Regions from separate parts of the Homo sapiens genome. Here region 1 is linked to region 2. Evidence: read pairs that join two places in POLR2A ChIA-PET (ENCODE). Cell type or tissue: CD4-positive, alpha-beta T cell. All regions are shown on one strand.

What was found. Peaks named below come from ENCODE experiments on the same cell type or tissue, not always from the same donor. Only the 100,000 strongest peaks of a DNase experiment are listed, where the experiment ranks them.
Region 1: POLR2A ChIA-PET joins it to region 2 with 6 read pairs; 3 of 35 experiments call an interaction of 5 or more read pairs at or near these places.

The regions. Positions count from the first base shown.
Region 1 is chr6:17,973,777-17,976,276 of GRCh38, forward strand. All of the region lies in intron 2 of KIF13A (kinesin family member 13A), which reads right to left. Among named protein-coding and RNA genes, the nearest start is that of KIF13A, 13 kb to the right of the region's middle. In CD4-positive, alpha-beta T cell, no CTCF peak of the experiment used is centred here; no DNase peak of the experiment used is centred here.
Region 2 is chr6:18,244,311-18,246,810 of GRCh38, forward strand. The region is part of intron 7 of DEK (DEK proto-oncogene); the gene reads right to left. Among named protein-coding and RNA genes, the nearest start is that of DEK, 19 kb to the right of the region's middle. RefSeq lists a silencer at 1,320-1,379. In CD4-positive, alpha-beta T cell, no CTCF peak of the experiment used is centred here; a DNase peak (open chromatin) is centred at 1,451.

The DNA of each region.
Region 1 (2,500 bases), 270 kb before region 2:
CTGCTGCTCCATAGCCCAGATCGGAGCCTCTGCATGGATGTGGTCCCCATGGCTTTGCTAGAATTGTCACATCATTACAGGACTGGAAACAGGGAACTGGAGCCCACAACTCTCAAACCAGAAAGCTTAGAAAGAACCTGTGCCTTCTAACAAGTTGGTATCAGGTGAAGGATAGGCAAGTACTTTGCATTTAGATAAGTTAGGTAATTCTTTCCCCTCTAATGTAATTCAAGTAAAAACAAATAGCAAGATGCACTTTAATTAAATACATCTGTTTAGAGAGTCCTTATGTTAGGAACCTGGTTTTTTATTTTTATTTTTTTGAGACGGAGTCTTGCTCTGTCACCCAAGCTGGAGTGCAATGGCGTGATCTCAGCTCACTGCAACCTCCACCTCCCGGGTTCAAGCGATTCTCCTACCTCAGCCTCCTGAGTAGCTGGGATTACAGGCACACGCCAACATGCCCGGCTTTTTTGTATTTTTAGTAGAGATGGGGTGTCACCATGTTGGCCAGGCTGGTCTGGAACTCCTGACCTCATGATCTGCCCACCTCGGCCTCCCAAAGTGCTAGGATTACAGGCTTGAGCCACTGCGCCCGGCGGGAACCTCGTTTACTATACTAGACCGACGGTTTTCAACCTTGGCCACACATGAGAATCAACAGCCAACCATGTGCGTTAAGTCTTGGGCATTCAACCTGGTCAAACCTTTGGATGGCTATACCCCCAGACACTGTGGAGCAAAGACACGTCATATGTACTTTGCCCTGTTCAGATTCCTAACCTACAGAATTCATGGGTATTAGTAAAATGGAGTTTTTTTTAGACCACTAAGTTTTAGAGTAGTTAAGCAACAATAGTAACTGGGACACCTGGGAAGCTTTTTTAAAAAAAATCCTAGTGTCCAAGGTGCACTACAGCCCAATTAAGTGAGAATCTCTGGGTCTGGGACCCAACCATCTATTTTTAAAGCATCCCAGGAAATTCTGTGGTGCAGCTAAGGTTGAGAACCAAAGTCCACATCCATGTTGCTTAATGCACTGGCCACATATAGCTGTTTAAATCAATGAAAATAAAAGTTAAATTCCTTGATCATAACCACATGTCAAGTATTCAATGATCACATAGGGCTACTGGCTACCACATTGGACAGTGAAGATATAGCATATTTCCATCATCTCAGGAAGTTCTATTGGACAGTGCTGGTCTAGACTAGTTCTCAAAGCTTGGTCCCAAGCTACCAGCATCAGCCATCACCTGGGAACTTGTTAGAAATGCACATTCCCAGCTGGGCGCAGTGGTTCACACCTGTAATCCCAGAACTTTGAGAGAAAGAGGAGGGCAGATCATTTGAGGTCAGCAGTTTAAGGCCAGCCTGGCCAACATAGTGAAACCCTATCTCTACTAAAAATAAAAAAATAAAAAAAAACTAGCAGGCGGGGTGGCAGGTTTCTGTAATCCCAGCTACTCGGAAGGCTCAGGCAGGAGAATTGTTTGAATCTGGGAGGTGAAGGTTGCAATGAGCTGAGACTGTGTTCCGAATTAGTAGGTTCTTGGTCTCACTAACTTCAAGAATGAAGCTGCGGACCCTCACAATGAATATTACAAATCTTAAGTTGGCGCGTCTGGAGTTTTTTCCTTTTGGTGGGTTCGTGATCTCGCTAGCTTACAAAAGTGAAGCTACAGACCTTCAGCGGTGAGCGTTACAGCTTATAAAGACAATGTAGGCCCAAAAAGGGAGCAGCAACATAATTCATTGCAAAGACCAAAAGAAAAAAAAGCTTCCAGTACAGAACAAAACGCGAACAAGTTACTGCCGCTAGTTCGGGCAGCCTGCTTTTATTCTCTTATCTGGCCCCACCCGCATCCTGCTGATTGGTAGAGCCCAGAGGTCTGTTTTGACAGGGCGCTGATTGGTGCGTTTACAATCCCTGAGCTAGACACAAAGGTTCTCCACGTCCTCATTAGATTAGCTAGATACAGAGTCCACACAAACGTTCTCCAAGGCCCCACCAGAGTAGCTAGATACAGAGTGTCAATTGGTGCATTCACGAACCCTGAGCTAGACATAGGGTGCTAATTGGTGTTTACAAACCTTGGGCTAGATACAGAGTGCCGATTGGTGTATTTACAATCCTTGAGCTAGACATAAAGGTTCTCCAAGGCCCCACCAGAGTAGCTAGATACAGTGTCGATTGGTGCATTCACAAACCCTGAGCTAGACACAGGGTGCTGATTGGTATGTTTACAAACCTTGAGCTAGATACAGAATGCCGATTGGTGTATTTACAGTCCCTGAGCTAGACATAAAGCTTCTCCACATCCTCACTAGACTCAGGAGCCCAGCTGGCTTCACCCAGTGGATCCCGCACCGGGGCTGCAGGTGGAGCTACCTGCCACTCTCACGCCGGCACTCCTCAGCCCTTGGGTGGTCGATGGGACTGGGCGCGGTGGAGAAGGGGCCGGCGCTCGTCAGGGAGGCTCGGGCTGCACAGGAGCCC
Region 2 (2,500 bases):
AAATGAACAGCTGCCATTAATGTCAGATAGTACAATGTACTATAACCTAAATTTTTAAAGGATCAGTAATACAGAAGTTTCAAAAACGTGAAGGGGATTCTCCCTGTCTCTGATAACCATGAAGGTACAGAATCAGAGGAATGACATAAGCACTTTTTGAAGGAAGGCAAAAAAAATCTTGGGAAAGCAAGGCTTACCTATGATTTATAGGCAGCAGGGCTCTTGAAGGAGGGTCTCCAAAAAAGACGCCTGTCACAGAGCCAGAATTCTGTCCTCACAGCAGAAAGGTTGTACTGGGTGAACAGATGAACAAAATAAAAATTAGCTTAAAATACACTATTCTTTCAACAATTTGGCTGAGAAAACTCAGAATGCCAAGAGGAAAGAATGTGCAAGTCTAGTTATATTTCACAGAAGATTATGAAAGCAAGTTTAAATGGGTTTTAGTATGGTGATTATTCAATTCTGCCTTCCAACGAAAGGTTTAAATGGTTTATACAGATTTTGCAATTCCTCTGATCAACGTGTGAGAGGAAGAGATAGTTTAGTTTTCTAAAACACAATGTGAAAGGACTAACAAAACTTTCACATTCACCTTACCACTACCAGATAATCCCTTGAATGGTCCAAATAGATAGTTTACCAAAAATTATAATGGAGTTTCTCTGACTTGGCAAACATTGTAAGATGGCTCACTGAACCACCCACTTTTGATCTGCCTTCCTCTTATAAAGGTAGGAAAGCTGACACCTAGATCTCAGAGCTTCTCTTGCAGTTAGGTGGGCAGACAACAAAGTGCTGGCTGATGCCATGTATATGGAGATCTCTGGTAAAAGGCATCCCATTCAGGGAAAAAAGCCAAAACATCACTAGAAGAAAACCTTTTGCTCTTCCTTATCTGGAACATGAATACAATGTCTAAAGGTAAAACAACCACCTTGTGATCATGAAGTTAATTGCCATATACTAAAGATGAGAGATCAGGAAAGGACAGTACCCACATCCTCAATTCCTTTCTTGAACTGCTGTACTGGCCCTAGAATGTCCCTGTCTGTGGGCTTCTTGTCATGAAAGAAAAATAAACTCCTGTTTCGAACATTATTAGTAAGGCTGACAATTATTTCAGCAGAAAACATTCCTGATAACATATGGCAACATTCAGATAAATTCTAAATACTCGTAAAACTCCACAGTTTGTTTCATACTTTCGAGATACGTATGCGCTATAAAAACACTAGAAAATAAAAATTGAAGACAGAGGTATTAGGATAAGATGAAAAAGAAATAAAATATGCTTTTAAAGAGTCTAAAAGACTGTTAGAATTGTTTTCTCCAATATGTACTATTTCCCCCTTTTTTCTGTACTCTGCAGTAATTTCTCTATGCCTCAAGGTTAACACCTGTGAATAGCATGACCAAATGTGGTTTATGACCAAATGTGGTTTAACCTCAACGGCTCATTGATACGGTTTGGCTCTGTGTCCCCACCCAAATCTCACCTTGAATTGTAATAATCCCCACGTTGTGGGAGGGACCCAGTGGGAGGTAACTGAATCACGAGGGTGGGTTTTTCTCATGCTGTTCTCATGACAGTGAAACAGTCTCACCAGATCTGATGGTTTTATAAAAGGGAGTTGCCCTATACATACCCTCTTGCTTGCTGCCGCGTAAGATGGGTCTTTGCTCCTCATTCGCCTTCCACCATGATTGTGAGGCCACCCCAGCCATGTGGAACTGTGAGTCAACTAAACTCCTTTAAAATTACTCAGTCTTGGGTATGTCTTTATTAACAGCGTGAGAAAGGACTAATACACTCATTTTAGCAATCCTGCCCTGAAGAAGCTAATCCCACATAGGAACCAGCTGATTTTCATAATCAATTTAGAGAAAATAACCTGTTTATTTTCCTATTTCTCATCAAAAGAAAAAAAGAAAATCATCCACCACTTCCTTCCCAATTGCTCTCCTTTTACTGTTCTAAAAAGCCAATGTCCAAGAGACAAGCTAATAAGGAAATTCAAAATGGCTCTTTTATAAAGGGATTTCTTTCTGAAGTTACTCTCACAAAGAATACTCTTTTATTTAATTACAAGGAAAAGAATTGCAAAACTATTGTGACTCACTCACTGCATATCATAAAAACAGAGGTAGAGGTACAGGTACAGAAAACCTCAAACAAGTGCTTTAGCAATTATCAGCTAATATGCTAAATCTGACATTTTCTTTTAAATTACTTTTGTAAAACTGTCATTTCAATTAACTATATGGATTTCAGTGATTTCATCTTAACACTGAATTTACTTATAAACACCTTAGTCTTCTACACATCTAAAGTTAAACATGAAACTAGGAGGAAAATAAATACAATTTAACCTCATATAATTAGCCAAAGGAGAACTATAAACTTACTCGGCTTGCATAAGATTTCTTACTTCAACAATGAATAGAGTATATTTGACTATACAGTTCAAAATCCTCATTTTACAGAGGAAACTGAACA